2 separate regions of the Homo sapiens genome follow, and region 1 is linked to region 2. Evidence: read pairs that join two places in POLR2A ChIA-PET (ENCODE). Cell type or tissue: OCI-LY7. All regions are shown on one strand.

Region 1 (8,000 bases), 60 kb after region 2:
TACTAAAAATATTAGCCAGGCAAGGTGGTGGGCGCCTATAGTCCCAGCTACTCGGGAGGCTGAGGCAGGGGAGTGGCGTGAACCCGAGAGGTGGAGGTTCCAGTGAGCTGAGATCGCACCACTGCACTCCAGCCTGGGTGACAGAGCAAGACTCCGTCTGAAAAAAAAAAAAAAAAAAAAAGTCCAAAGATTGGCCGGGCATGGTGGCTCACACCTGTAATCCTGACACTTTGGGAGGCTGAGACAGGTTGATCACCTGAGATCAGGAGTTCAAGACCAGCCTGGCCAGCGTGGTGAAACCCCATCTCTACTAAAAATACAAAAATTAGCCAGGCATGGTGGCGGGCACCTGTAGTCCCAGCTACTCAGGAGGCTGAGGGAGGAGAATCTCTGGAACCTGGGAGGCAAAGGTTGCAGTGAGCCAAAACTGTGCCACTGCACTCCAGCCCAGACGACAGAGCGAGACTCCATCTCAAAAAAAAAAAAAAAAAAATCTTCGTTTGTATAGCAGTGAGTATCCCCACTTGTAAAAAAATAAAATAAAAATAAATAATAAATCAAAAGATGCCAGAGGCCGTGGCTCACGCCTGTAATCCCAGCACTTTGGGAGGCCAAGGTGGGTGGATCAGCTGAGGTCAGGAGTTCAAGACCAGCCTGGCCAACATGGTGAAATCCCATCTGTACTAAAAATACAAAAATTAGCTGGCGTGGTAGCACATGCCTGTAATCTCAGCTACTTGGGAGGCTGAGGCAGGAGAATTGCTTGAACCTGAGAGGTGGAGGTTGCAGTGAGCTGAGATCGTGCCACTGCACTCCAGCCTGGGTGACAGAGCAAGACTCTGTCTCAAAAAAATAAAATAAACATTAAAAATAAATAAATAAAATAAAATAGATTTTCCAGCCAGGAGTTCTGTGAAAAAATCTTTGTAAACCCAGAAAAAGAAATGGAGAAAATTGATCATTAACTGTCCTCTTTCCCTCCACAGTTTTTGGGCCATCCTCATCATAACACACTTCTGTTTTTCTCCTTTCCATTGTCGGATGAGAATGATGTTTTTGACAAGCTAAGTGTCATTGCAGAAGACTCTGAGAGCGGCAAGCAGAATCCTGGTGACAGCTGCAGCCTCGGGACCCCGCCTGGGCAGGGGCCCCAAAGCTAGGCTCTGAGAAGGAAACACACTCGGCTGGGCACAGTGACGTACTCCATCTCACATCTGCCTCAGTGAGGGATCAGGGCAGCAAACAAGGGCCAAGACCATCTGAGCCAGCCCCACATCTAGAACTCCCAGACCCTGGACTTAGCCACCAGAGAGCTACATTTTAAAGGCTGTCTTGGCAAAAATACTCCATTTGGGAACTCACTGCCTTATAAAGGCTTTCATGATGTTTTCAGAAGTTGGCCACTGAGAGTGTAATTTTCAGCCTTTTATATCACTAAAATAAGATCATGTTTTAATTGTGAGAAACAGGGCCGAGCACAGTGGCTCACGCCTGTAATACCAGCACCTTAGAGGTCGAGGCAGGCGGATCACTTGAGGTCAGGAGTTCAAGACCAGCCTGGCCAATATGGTGAAACCCAGTCTCTACTAAAAATACAAAAATTAGCTAGGCATGATGGCGCATGCCTATAATCCCAGCTACTCGAGTGCCTGAGGCAGGAGAATTGCATGAACCCGGGAGGAGGAGGAGGAGGTTGCAGTGAGCCGAGATAGCGGCACTGCACTCCAGCCTGGGTGACAAAGTGAGACTCCATCTCAAAAAAAAAAAAAAAAAAAATTGTGAGAAACAGAAATACTTAAAATGAGGAATAAGAATGGAGATGTTACATCTGGTAGATGTAACATTCTACCAGATTATGGATGGACTGATCTGAAAATCGACCTCAACTCAAGGGTGGTCAGCTCAATGCTACACAGAGCACGGACTTTTGGATTCTTTGCAGTACTTTGAATTTATTTTTCTACCTATATATGTTTTATATGCTGCTGGTGCTCCATTAAAGTTTTACTCTGTGTTGCACTATATGTGTTCATGATACTACCTGTGTGTCATTGTTAGATACTGAAAAAGGCTCTAGTTTGCCATCTTGATGTCCACTCATTCCACAAGTACTTCCTAGACCCTGCCTGCTGTTGACCAGGCACTGTGTTAGGTACTAGGTCTCAGTCATCTGGGAGCTCTCAGTCTAAAGCTTCAAAAACTAGAATTGCAGTCAAGGGCCAGATCCGTTATTAAAAAAAAAAAAACCTAGAAATAAAAAGTATAGTTGTGGAAGTTTAAAAAGCCAGGGGACAGGCTTAACAACAGATTAGACACAGAACTGAGCAAAAAAGGGAGTCTCCAGGTACAATGGCTCACTTCTGTAATCCCAGAACTTTGGGAGGCTGAAGTGGGAGGATCACTTGGGCCCAGGAGTTGAGACCATTCCAGGCAACATGGTGAGACCCCTTCTCTACAAAAAGTTTTAAAATTAGGCATGGTGGCATGTGTCTGTAGTCCCAGCTACTCAGGAGGCTGAGGTGGGAGGATAGCTTGAGCCCAGGAGGTCAAGACTGCAGTGAGCTATGTTCATGCCATTGCCCTCCGGCCCTGCCTGGGTGATGGAATGAGACCCTGTCAAAAAAAAAGAAAGAAAGAAAGGAAAGAAAAAAAAGAAAAGAAAGAGAAAAGGAAGGGTATTAGGGTTCTCCAGAGAAACAGAACCAATAGAATGAACATAGAGATTTATTTGAAGGAACTGTGGAGGCTGGCAAGTTCAAAAACTGCAGGGCAGACCAACAGGCTAGAGACCCAGGTAAGAGTGGATGTTTCAGCTTGAGCAAAAGCAGTCTGGAGGCAGAATTAACTCCTCCTCAAGGGACCTCAGGCTTCTTTTCTCTTAAGGCCTTCCTTCAAGTGATAGAAGTGAAACTCACCCACATTATGGAGGGTAATCTGCTTTACTCAAAAATCTATGGATTTAAATGTTAATCTCATCTTTAAAAATACCTTCACACCAACATCAAGACTCGCATTTTACCTAATCAGTCTAGCTGGTTGACACATAAAATTAACCATCATAGGGAGGGTAGATCTGTGATTGCTTTTTTGAAACTTTTTTCAATGTTTGCTGCATGTATATAGAAATAAAATTTGGCCGGGTGTGGTGGCTCACATCTGTAATCCCAGCACTTTCGGAGGCTGAGGCAGGTGGATCACCTGAGGTCAGGAGTTCGAGACCAGCCTGGACAACATGGTGAAACCCCGTCTCTACTAAACATACAAAAATTAGCCAGGCGTGGTGGTGCACACCTGTAATCCCAGCTATTTGGGAAGCTGAGACAGGAGAATCACTTGAACCCAGGAGGTGGAGGCTGCAATGAGCCAAGATCGTGCCACTGCACTCCAGCCTGGGTGACAGAGCGAGACTCCATCTCTAAATAAATAAATAAATAATAAAATAAAAAATTATTTTTGAAATTGAATTTTAAGATCTTGTTACACTTTTTTAAAGAAAAAAGAAGTTATTATCCAGGGCACAGTACAGAGAAACAAAAGAATGGAAAATATGAGTGGTTAGGATACAAGCCTGAAAAATCAAGCTGCAAGCGTAGATTAGCAAGCTGGAAGCTTGCACAGGTGAATGCGGCAGCTGTGCCAATAGAAAAGGGATACCTGGAAGCCAAGTACATCCAATATGGAGGTTCCTCCTCCCTTCTCTTTGTCGTCATGTGTGCAGGTGTCATGGTGCTGGCCAGGTAGAGACCCCATCTGCAGAATAAAAGATTAGGGTGGGATGGCCAGCCTCTTTGTGGGCTATGTAAATGGCACAGCTGGCCCAACCAATCCACTATGCCCTATATAAATCAAACACTGCCTCTTCAAGCTCATCTGTAAAACCAACCGTATCTTGCCCCAAACCCGGAAACCCACTCGGACCCACTCGCACCCCCTCCCTCTGCACAAGGAAGCTCTCTCTTCTTTCTTTCAACTATTGAACTTCCACTGTTAAACCCAGTTTTTGTGTGTCCATGTCTTCGATTTCCTGTGTCTGTGACTTCAATTTCCTTAGCATAAGACAATGAATCTTGGGTATTTCCCCAGACAAAGGATGCCACTTCACCAGGAAGTGACTAAGGGAAGAACACCTGTGGGAAAATGTCCAAGAATTCTGGGACCAGAAGGGGTTTCAGCAGAGCATCTGTGGGCCACCAATCAGACATTCTAGCAGAAAACATATGTCCAGTTGGTTTGAAAGATTCCCTGAGGGGAAGACAGTGTAAGCCATCCTCACCCCCTTCCACCCTTCCTCCTCGCTCTTTCTGGCTGCCTCGCCTTGTTGAAAATATCTCACTTCCTTTTGGGGCTCCTGCCCCTCCCCTAACATACCTCCCACACCCATCCCCAGACTGGTTTAGCCTCCAGGGCACCTTTGTTCCTTCCTCTCACAACCATGGGTCTCAGCCGTAGCTGCACACTGTGGCCGCCAGGAGAGCTTTAGAAATGTGGATGCCCAGGCCTTACCATGACCAATGAATTTCAGCTCTCTGCAGAGGGATTTTTGCATCAGCATTTTTTAAAGCTCCTAGGTGATTCCAGTTTGCAGTCAAGGTGGAGAACAGCTGCTGTAGCAGAGCAGTTATGATAGATTGAAAGGACGTGCTTACCTGCACTTCTGTGTGACCTTATGTTATCTGGCTTTCAAAGGGGTCGCTTTCTTTTAATACCCAGCTAACTGACTCCACTCATTACCTTGTGCTTCCACAGGAAGATTTCTTTCCTGAGGGGTTGTGAGTGTCTCTGGGAAACATGCCCCAGGAATGCATCCTTCCCATGCACTTCAGCCTTCTCGGCTGCTCACCACTGACCACCTGGGAAGCAATTCTCCAAGTTGCTACCCCTTTCTTTGTGCCTAATAAGATAATCCTAAGTAGCTGGTACAAAGAAATATTTGTTGAATTAATGGATAATAAATAATGATGGCTAGGTGCGGTGGCTCACCCCTGTAATCCCAGCACTTTGGGAGGCCGAGGTGGGTGGATCACCTGAGGTCAGGAGTTTGAGACCAGCCTGGTTAACATGGTGATACCCCGTCTCTACTAAAAATACAAAAAATTAGCCAGGCGTGGTGGCAGGTGCCTGTAATCCCAGCTACTCAGGAGGCTGAGGCAGAAGAATTGTTTGAACCCGGGAGGCGGAGGTTGCAGTGAGCCGAGATCGTGCCACTGCACTCCAGCCTGGGTGACAAGAGGGAAACTCCATCTCAAAAAAAAAAAAAAAGGTAAACAAAAGCCTTCTTGGGATACATGACAATTATACATGCAGATTAAACAGAGAGCTGTAAGTTAACAAATCACCATAAAACATATGCAAGCGAAAAACAAAAATAAAACAAATATGCAAAGTGAAAGAAAACAGTTATGTTCTGTACAGGATATCCAGATGCTACAGTCTGGATGTTTGTGCCTCTCCAAAATTCGTATGTAGAAATCTTTAGGAGGTGGTGAATGGGATTAATGACCTCATAAAAGAGGAGCTGCCCATCTCTTCCACCATGTGAGGACACAGAGAAGGTGCCACCTATGAGGACAGGCCCTCACCAGACACTCAATCTGCTGATGCCGTTCTCAGAGGTGTTTGAACCAGAGCGACTCCATCTTGAAGAGGGGCTGGGTAAAGTAAGGCTGAAACCTACTGGGCTACATTCCTTGGACAATTTCTGTTGTTTTAAACCACCCAGCTTGCGATCATTTGTTACTTCTGCCGCAGGAAACTTAATCCAGCACGGAAAGACTCTGTTGTTTTACCCTGACCAGTTCTAATATCTTCTTAGTATCTAAAATGGGGAAGAAGATGGGCAGAGGGTCATTCAGATTTATTTTACGGGAACTTAGTATCTTACTCTTCTCAGCAAGGGAGTTAGCTGAGAATGACTGGGCATGCTGCCTCACTGTCCCATTTCCTGAACTCTCTAGTTCAGAAAATGCTGTTGCAAATCAACTTCCTTAAAAAACAAACGGGAAGTAAAAAACAAAGTCTATTTTATGAACTAGAGACTCAGAGACTCAACATGATTTTTCTCCCTGAGTCAGGTCCATGGTTCTGTCTCCTGACCACCTCACCACTCCTGTTTGAATCAAGCAGACACCAAACAATGTCTTTGTTTCCATGCCCATGAGAACTCTTAATTAAACAGCCACTGACTATTGGGCTGGCACTTTACGAGGTCAAATTTATTGCTGTTGGATTGTGATAAAAAAGATAACCGGAAGGTTAAAGCTGTGGGAGTAATATCTCTGAGCAGGAGGAGTCATGGCAAGGACAGACTTTAAATTGGGTTAAACAATTCAATATAAACAGGAAACACAAGCCAGCTGCAGTTCCCCTCCTCTTGGCCTCTGCCTGGGGCCTGCCTGCTACTGGGCTGCCCCTGAGGGTCGCATTGCACACCTGCCCTATGGAGCTGATGGGGTGGGAGCGATAGCCAACCCTTACTTACTGCTTCCTATGTGCAGGTCTTGTTCTAAGCACTTTTACATTTTCATTTAATTCCCACAGCAACCCAGTTAAGCAGATACTATTATCTGCCTCATTTTTCAGATAAAGAAACTATGGCACAGAGAGGTTCAATCACTTACCTAAGATCACACAGGCAAGAAGTGACAGAGCCAGGACTTGAACCCAAGTGGTCTGGCTCCAGACTCAATCATCTAAGATAGCCACCCATGATCCCCACCTCCTGGTAGCCACACCCTTGAGTAATCCCTTCCTCTTGAGTGTGGACAGTGCCAATGACCTGCTTCTACCCATGGAAAGCGACACAGGTGACAGGATGCTGTCTTAGATTCCATAGGATTGTAATTCTCATCTTGCCAGCAGACTCTCTCTGTTGCCTTCTTGGACAGCACACTTGCATGAAGCAAGCTGCCATATTGGAGAAGTCACATGGCTAGGACCTGAGGATGCCTCCTCCAGCCAACAACGAACAGGGAATCGAGGTTCTCAATCCAACAGCAACAGGGTGAGGCACTGTTCTAAAAACAAGAGGCTGGAGCTCAAGGTGGACTTTCAGCGATTCCCTGCTCCTCATCCAGGGAGCTGCCAATCAGGCATAAGTCACGCCCCTTCTGCCAGGCAGGAGACTTCTTTCATTTCTAGGGAAATGGAAGCTGGGGGTTCCCCGATGACTGCTCCATGCGGGAGTGCCAAGGCTGGGCCCCCTTGCGTTAACTTCAGGCAACTCTGAATCATCATCCATCTCCAACTTCTCCCTCTGCCCAATCCTACTTTCCTCACTCCTTACAAGTGTTGTCCCCAAGAGCATTTCCAGATGAATTTCCCACATGCAAATTTTCCTTCCAGAGTGTGTTTCCAGGGAACCCAGCCTAATCTAGAGATCTTGGGAAGACCTGTTGCCGCAGAGTGATGACAATAAAGTCTAGACTTCATGGTATTGAGGAGTGAACAGGAGGGTGTGGAGAAGCTGGGACAGCAGGTGTAGCCAACTCCTTTGAGAAGGACGGCTTTTGGGCTCAGAAGAAGTGTGACAGTGTCTGGAAGGGGCAAGAAGAAAGTCGAGGGGGGGATATTTCAGGTGAGTGATATTACACCACCATGGTATACTGTCGCCTGAGGCCTGTAGACAGGAAATGAGGAGTCCGGCTCCTAGTTAGAATCCCAGGGCTGGTTTTTCAGGACTGACCCTGGGCAACTTTAAGGCTGTACCAAGGAGGCCTCACAGGGAGGCTCCCTCTCCAGACCAGAACTGGCATAGCCAGTGCACTGCAGTCCCTGGAGGGAGCTGCGGTCAAGGTCTCAGGCCCCTGCTGGCCATGCTCTTATGCACACCTGTGTTCCCAGCCTTGCACGTGTGCCCAAGGCCTTCTTCAGGCACCTCAACTAAGGCCTCCTTATTCTCAGGGAGTAGGGAAGGGGGAGCCACGAAGACATTGTTATCCTCTCTGACTCAGTTCTTTCCTACTCCTGGCCCTGTCCTCTCTCCCTCCCGCTAGTTCCCGGGT
Region 2 (8,000 bases):
CCTGTCACCTGGGGCTCAGCAGGACAATAACTCTAGGAAAAACTGGAAAGGCTGATAGCCTTGAATTTAACCTAAGGAGCTTGGTGCATTGTCAGGCAACAGTGAGCTACAGACTGAGCTCACTACATAATTCACAGGGCCCACCCAGAGCCAAATAAAAATGCCTGAGAAAGTACCACTAAAGGTACTAAAATATAAAGCCTTTTCTTCCACAGTCTCTCTCTCTCAACACGTAATGTTTTTTTGTTTGCTATTTAATATCATTCTAAGTAAAAAAATAGGCCGGGCATGGTGGCTAACGCCTGTAATCCCAGCACTTTGGGAGGCCAAGTCAGGTGGATCATGAGGTCAGGAGATCGAGACCATCCTGGCTAACACTGTGAAACCCCGTCTCTACTAAAAATACAAAAAATTAGCTGGGTGTGGTGGCGGGCGCCTGTAGTCCCAGCTACTCTGGAGGCTCAGGCAGGAGAATGGAGTGAACTCGGAAGGCGGAGCTTGCAGTGAGCCAAAGTTTGCGCCACTGCACTCCAGCCTGGGGGACAGAGTGAGACTCTGTCTCAAAAAATAAAATAAAATAAAAAATAAAAATAAAAACTTGAATTATTAGCATGAATATTGCAGTTCTTTATATTATGCAAAACCAGATTTAAATAAGAGCATTTAATTCATATATGGAATTGCCAAGTTATACCATTAGTACTTTACAGCACATCTTGGGAGGTTCCCTTGAACTAGCCAGAAGAAGCAAACTGAAGCCAGACAGAGGAAGATTGCAAAGAGGAAGAGAGGGTCTCCACCAGGCACAGAGCCACCCAAGGGAGCCCTCCCTCAGGCTCAGGGATACCGAGGGAGCCAGAGCAGATTCACACAGGTCCCTGGGGCCCCTCTGCCCTGGTGACTCTAGGATGCATGTACTTGCACCTGACTTCTAGGCATCCCCCTCCTGCTAGCTTCCCCTCGATCCAGCCTGGGGCAGGCTCTGTGGAAGTCAAGCCTTGCATCTCCCTTTCCCAAGCACCTACCATCCTAACCCACAGTGTAGTGGCCACGTCCAAGGGTCTTTACGTCTCTGCCTCAGATATGCTAGGTACCTGGGTCAAGAGTGACCCAGAGACTCATCCCTGCCAGACCCAACCTCCAGCCAGTCACCCTCTGACTCCAGTCCATGGGGCGAGGCTGGAGTGCTGGCCCTGACCTCTCCAGCATCTGCACCAGGAGGGCTTCAGCGGAATGTGGTCCCAGTTGATGCCCCATGCCAACAGTAGCAGCAGCAGTTGTTAGGCATAGAGATTGAAGCCAGACAGGGCCTGGGATTCCTCTGCTGGGAGCCTAAACTGCAGGAGATGGGGAAGGATCCAAGTGTGAGCTGGGGCTCCTAGCACAAAACTCACATTGAAAGATAAAATGGTTAAGAATTTCAGGATAGCCACAGGAGAACCTCAAGCCAAGTGTAGGATCCTTCTAGCTGCAGGGCCTGGGGGTACTGAGACTAGCCCTGTTGACAGGAGCCATGCTTTAGGAAGACTGATCTATTTGTAGTCAGCAAGAGTTTTAAGGAGCTCCATTAACAATTTAGGCACGATGCCAAGATGGGATATTATATTTTCCAAGCAAGAAGAATCTGGTAATCAGGCATATGGTTCCAAGTGAAGTATAAGTCACCAGAAAGCAAGGAAGGAAGCCATCCCCTGGCCCAGAGGGGGAGAATGGGGTGTGTGTGTGTGTGTGTGTGTGTGTGTGTGTTTTCTCGGCTGCTGAAGAGACTGAGTGTTCCTGCAGATATATAACAAAGATGAAGATGTGCCACCGTTGGAGACAAATGGGGACCAGAGGCCACATGTCAGAGGTCAGGTCAGGTGTTCAAATATAAAGGGGTTGCCCTGGCTGGGCATGGTGGCTCACATCCATAATCCAAGCCCTTTGTGGGGCTGAGGCCGGAGGATCACTTGAGCCCAAGAGTTCAAGACCAGCCTGGACAACATAGCAAAGCCCCATCTCTAAAAAAAAAAATACAAAAATTAGCCAGGTGTAGTGGCAAATGCCTGTAGTCCCAGCTACTTGGGAGGCTGAGGTGGGAGAATCGCTTGAGCCCAGGAGGCAGAGGTTGCAGTGAGCCGAGATCACACCACTGCACTCCAGCCTGGGTGACAGAGTGAGACCCTGTCTCAAAAAATAAAGAAGTTGCCCTTCTACAATCTGGATGTGGTGGTATCTAGGGGAATGTTCACAACTAGGCAACGCCTCTGCTGTGGATTGATTATGGGAGATGACATCACACATCAAGATATCTCAGCAGATGTTTCTCAATGGGTACAGTATTATGGGATTAGTTCCAGGCAGTCGTGCTTGGATATCTCATGGGTGGTGGAGTCTGTAGCAAGGCTGGAAATTTTGACTTGGAATCACTTGGATTTCTCTAAGAGAATACCCCAGGTTGGATGTGTTACTGTGGCAGCAGAGAAGACTTAAAAATTACATTGTTTTTAGCTTGAACTTCGTCTTGTGAAGTCCTAATTAGGGAAGAGGAGTCAGGCTGGGGGTCTAGGGGAAAGCAAAGAGATAAAGCAGATAAGCCATAGGTCTACCTTGCTTCATGGTCCAGGACATACAAACAAAAAGAAGAAGCAGATAAGCTATAGGTCTGCCTTTCTTTATGGCCCAGGACATACGACCCTCCTGCACACATAACTCACAATCTTCCTGCGTATCATCAAATGCTTCAACTTATCATCAAACATCTCGGCTGACCGAAAAATGCAAGTTAGCTCCCTGCTACCTTGGCGTTGTCAGTCCTCCACATAGCACTCTTCAGCTTAAATTGCATTTTATAAAATCCCCAGCAAGCCTTTGTCTCCTGGCAGTCAACTCGTCTCTTACTGACCTGCCCATTGCTCCCTTGCAATGTATTTTCCTACTTTCTCTAATAAATCTGCCTTTCTTGACCTAAACTGTCATGGTAAATTCTTCTTACTCCTATGTCACCAGCCACAGACAGTCGCCACAAGCCATGACAAGTCTGCGATTTCATGGTCTTTTTTTATTTTGATGATATTTCCCCAGTGTTTGGGGGACAGAAGAATGCCCACAATCTATAGGTCTTAGTCACATGGATGGGGACAGAATATCTGAGAGAGAGAGAAGGAACAAGATCTACTGGGGCTCCTTAAAATTCTTCTTGAAGAACTCCTTTCTCACCTTGGAGTAGGGAAGACTTTCTGATTATGACTCAAAATTTAGAAGCTAAGAAAGAAAATACCTTTAAATCTGAAAACATAAAACTCAAAAACTTCTGGGTGTTTTTTTGGGGGGGTTGTTTTTTTTAAACAGCACAAGCAACTCAAAGGGCAAGTGACAAACTGGGGAGAGAAGAAAAAGATGTGACTCATATCACAGTTTCCCTTCTACTTAAAAAAAAAAAAAACTGCAAACCAGTAAGAAAATAGCAACAGCTCAACAGAAAAATTGCCAAAGGCACGAACAGTTAATGAGAAGGAGATGCAAATCGCTCTTAAACCTATGAAAAGATGAAGGTGTTCCATCACAAAGAGTAAGAGAAATACAAATTAATATTAATGTGAAAGACAACTTTTCATTTATGAATTTGAGAAAAATCCAAGAACTTGATGATATACCTCTAAGAAGCAACGGTAGGGAAACGAAAATTCTCACACATTGCAGGTGGTTATGTAAATTGGTATAGCCCCGCGGGTGGTCAGTGTGACAGTTTCTATCCAAATTACAGATGCATAGTTTCATTGCCAGGTCTCTTCTGTCTGCTTCTTCAGACCCACCCTCCCCTCTCCCCACTGTTTAGTTGGCCCAGGACCCTGTCTGGTAAGGATACAACTCCAGGCCCCTTGCCCTATGGCTTCTGGTTGTGTTCAGCCGATGGGGAGCCCCAAATAAGAGAAGGAAGGGACACCGTGAGTGATATTTATCCCTCAGCTTCCTGCCTGCACTGTCCTCTTGGTCTGGCTGTGTCCAGTGGTCTCATGTCATAGCTGCTCATACAGGAGTTTCTCCTTACAAATTGCAATGTTGGCTTCTCTTCCCCCTCCGGCCCAGAGTGATTACAGCCATCAATGTTGTGAGCTACAGGTTCTATACCCTCCCTTCTGCAGGCCCAGAATGGTAACAGCCCTCAATGTTGTGAGCTGCAGGTTCTGTACTCTCCCTCCTGGGGCCCAGAGTGGTCACAGCCCTCAATGTTGTGAGCTACAGGTTCTATACTCTCCTTTCTGCAGGCCCAGAGTGGTGACAGCCCTCAATGTTGTGAGCTACAGCTCTCAATGTTGTGAGCTACAGGTTCTATACCCTCCATTCTGCAGACCCAGAATGTTACAGCCCTCAATGTTGTGATCTGCAGGTTCTGTACTCTCCCTCCTGGGGCCCAGAGTGGTCACAGCCCTCAATGTTGTGAGCTACAGGTTCTATATTCTCCCTTCTGCAGGCCCAGAGTGGTCACAGCCCTCAATGTTGTGAGCTACAGGTTCTATATTCTCCCTTCTGCAGGCCCAGAGTGGTCACAGCCCTCAATGTTGTGAGCTACAGGTTCTATATTCTCCCTTCTGCAGGCCCAGAGTGGTCACAGCCCTCAATGTTGTGAGCTACAGGTTCTATATTCTCCCTTCTGCAGGCCCAGAGTGGTCACAGCCCTCAATGTTGTGAGCTACAGGTTCTGGAGTCTCCCTTCTGGGCCCCAGAGTGGTCACAGGCCTCAATGTTGTGAGCTGCAGATTCTATACTCTCCCTTCTGGTTTGCCTACAGCCCTCTCACACATTTGTAAATATAGTCCTGCAACCCCTAATGATGTCTTGGGCAAAGATGGACCTTTTATATGACGATAGCCCCATAAGATTATACCATATTTCTACTGTACCTTTTCTGTGTCTAAATATGTTCAGATACACAAATGCCACTGTGTTGCAACTGCTTACAGTATTCAGCACAGTACCATGCTGCACAGATTTATAGCCTAGGAACAATAGTCTATACCATATAACCTAGATGTGTAGTTGGCTATGCTATCTAGGTTTGTCTAAGTATACTCTGATGTTCATACAACAAAATAGCCTAACAATGAATTTCTCAGAACACAGCACTGTTCACAGTTGCAAAGATATGGAATCAACCTAAGTATCCATCAACAAATGATTGGATAAAGAAAATGTGGCTAGGTGTGGTGCTCACATCTGTAATCCCAGCACTTTGGGAGGCCAAGGCGAGAATCCAGGAGTTTGAGATCAGCCTGGGCAACATAGTGAGACCCTATCTCTACAAAAAAAAGGTTTTTTTAATTAGCCGGTGTGTGATGACACATACCTGTAGTCTCAGCTACTTAGGGGGACAGGTGGGAGGATTGCTTGAGCCTGGGAGGTTGAGGCTGCAGTGAGCCATGATTGCACCACTGGCACTCCAGGCTAGGCAACACAGCAAGACCCGTCTCAAAAAAAAAAAAAAGTTACATATATATACACACAGTATATTCAGCCATAAAAAAGAATGAAATCGTGTTTTTGCAGCAACATGGATGGAACTGGAGGCCATTATCTTAAGAGAAACAACTCAGAAACAGTCAATACCACATGTTCTTATAAGTGGGAGCTATTAATAAAAAATGTGCACACATTGACATATATATAATGTGGAATGATAGTCATTACTGACTGAGAAGGGTGGATTGGGTGTGGGGAGTTAAGGAATGAGAAATTACTTAATGGGTATAATGTATACTATTCAGGTGATGGATACACTAAAAGCCCAAATTTCACCACTATGCAATATATCTATCTAACAAAACTGCACTTGTACCCCTTAAATTTATTTTTTTAAAAAGCGTGTATCCTAATTTGAATGAGCTGTTTCTTGCCAGAACCCTAACTGATATGTCCTTTGTCTAGCAATTCTACTTCTGGAAATTTTCCCACACTTAAACTGGCACATGTGCAAAATGAAAGAGATTTCCTTGCAGAAGAGACTGGAAATAATTCAAATGTCTATAGTAGGGGTACTAATTATATAAATAATGGTGTGTCTATAGAGTAGAACTGTATCCAGCTATTTAAAAAACAAGGATAGAAAGATCTTCCAAACATATTTTTAAGTGGAAAAAGCAGGGTGGAACAGGGACTATACATGCTATCTCTTGTCTAAAAGATGGGGAAATTAGGAATATGTATTTGTTTTTGCTTATGCATGAAGATACTCTGAAGGATTCACAAAAGAAAAAAAAGTTTTCTAAAGGGAGCAAGACTTTTCACAATTTTTTTTTTGAATGCTTAAAATTGTTGAACCCAACGACTGTTGCCTGTTCAAAAGTTAAATTTAAAATTCCTCCCAGACTAGGTAGGGGATTGGGCCCAGAAGCTGAGACCAGGCTCACTTGAATAAATGGGGTAAATGACTAGGAATTTTACTATTCCTTACAGGTCTCTCATTATCTTGTCTTTGCTCCCATTTTTATATTTGCAGTTTAATTAGACACTTCAGAATTTTGATCACCTAATGTTGATTTCAGATGTAAAAGTCAAGAGAAGACTCTAAAAATAGCAAAGATGCTTTTGAGCCAGAATGCCTTCATCTTCAGATCACTTAATTTGGTTCTCATGGGTAAGTGCTGCTTTTTATCTTAGCTCTTATAGAAGCAAGCTGTGATGCCATCCTCACTGAGAGCACTGGCAGGAAGTCGCAAACTCATTTCCCTGACTAGAGGACCCAGTACCACCCTGCCTAGTGTCAGGAGTTAAGTGGAAAGCAAATAGGAAACCTACACTAGTAGTTTAGATTCAATGTAGATTCCTGTCCTGTTGTTAATTTTAGGAAAACAAATGAGTGACTTAAGGCAATAATAATCAGGACTATCCTCGCCATAATTTGAAGAGTAATTTCTCCTAACACGCTTTCTTCCTCCCCAATCTTTGATAAATGTCTTTTACCTCTAAAGTTGATTAATTAGCAACATGCTTATTCATATTCTGTGAATATTTCTAGGATGGACAATTGCCTCTGAGGACATTCCCTCAGCCAGCCCAAGTACTTAAACAAAAACAAGGAAATTCTTTGATGTTAAAGATCTCGTGTGTGTCCGGGCGCGGTGGCTCGCGCCTGTAATCCCTGCACTTTGGGAGGCCGAGGCAGGTGGATCATGAGGTCAGGAGATCGAGACCATCCTGGCTAACATGGTGAAACCCCGTCTCTACTAAAAAATACAAAAAATTAGGCGGGCGTGGTGGCGGGCGCCTGTAGTCCCAGCTACTTGGGAGGCTGAGGCAGGAGAATGGCATGAACCTGGGAGGCGGAGCTTGCAGTGAGCCGAGATCGAGCCGCTGCACTCCAGCCTGACAGAGCAAGACTCTGTCTCAAAAAAAAAAAAAAAAAAAATCTCGTGTGCGTGTGTGTGTGTGTGTGTGTGTGTGTGTGTGTGTGTGTGTGTGTGTTTTGAGGCATAGTTTCACTCTGTTGCCCAGGCTGGAGTGCAGGGTGTGAGCTCAGCTCACTGCAGCCTCCACCTCCTGGGTTCAAGCGATTCTCCTGCCTTAGCCTCCCAAGTAGACGGGATTACAGGCACCCGCCACCATGCCCGGCTAATTTTTGTATTTTTAGTAGAGACAAGGTTTCACCATGTTGGCCATGCTGGTCTCACATTGCTGACCTCAAGTGATCCACCGCCTTGGCCTCCCAGAATGCTGGGGTTACAGGTATGAGCCACTGTGTCCAGCCATTTTTTTTTTTTTTAGACAGAGTCTCCCTCTGTCACCCAGGCTGGAATGCAGTGAGCGATCTCACCTCACTGCAGCCTCCGCCTCCTGGGTTCGAGCTATTCTCCTGCCTTAGCCTCCCAAGTAGTTGGGACTGCAGGTGTGCACCACCACACCCAGCTAATTTTTTGTATTTTTAGTAGAGACAGGGTTTTGCCGTGTTGGCCAGGCTGATCTCGAATCCTGACCTTGTGTGATCCACCCACCTCGGCCTCCCAAAGTGCTGGGATTACAGACGT

What was found. ChIA-PET counts read pairs that join two places held together with the same protein. Peaks named below come from ENCODE experiments on the same cell type or tissue, not always from the same donor. Only the 100,000 strongest peaks of a DNase experiment are listed, where the experiment ranks them.
Region 1: POLR2A ChIA-PET joins it to region 2 with 13 read pairs; 8 of 35 experiments call an interaction of 5 or more read pairs at or near these places.

The regions. Positions count from the first base shown.
Region 1 is chr21:33,295,198-33,303,197 of GRCh38, forward strand. IFNAR2-IL10RB (IFNAR2-IL10RB readthrough) reads left to right here. Exons shown (of 13, transcript NM_001414505.1): 13 at 987-2,024. The coding sequence ends at 1,160. IL10RB (interleukin 10 receptor subunit beta) reads left to right here. Exons shown (of 7, transcript NM_000628.5): 7 at 987-2,024. The coding sequence ends at 1,160. Among named protein-coding and RNA genes, the nearest start is that of IFNAR1, 26 kb to the right of the region's middle. RefSeq lists an enhancer at 6,228-6,277. In OCI-LY7, CTCF peaks have their summits at 4,505, 4,712, 7,741 and 7,942; DNase peaks (open chromatin) are centred at 1,144, 4,414, 5,994, 6,364 and 1 weaker place; H3K4me3 peaks cover 3,124 bases; H3K27ac peaks cover 7,814 bases.
Region 2 is chr21:33,235,365-33,243,364 of GRCh38, forward strand. It overlaps IFNAR2-IL10RB (IFNAR2-IL10RB readthrough), which reads left to right. Exons shown (of 13, transcript NM_001414505.1): 2 at 6,522-6,613. The coding sequence starts at 6,559. IFNAR2 (interferon alpha and beta receptor subunit 2) reads left to right here. Exons shown (of 9, transcript NM_001289125.3): 2 at 6,476-6,613. The coding sequence starts at 6,559. Among named protein-coding and RNA genes, the nearest start is that of IFNAR2-IL10RB, 9.4 kb to the left of the region's middle. RefSeq lists enhancers at 2,925-3,154, 3,295-3,344. In OCI-LY7, no CTCF peak of the experiment used is centred here; DNase peaks (open chromatin) are centred at 3,447, 3,717 and 4,055; H3K4me3 peaks cover 3,307 bases; H3K27ac peaks cover 6,622 bases.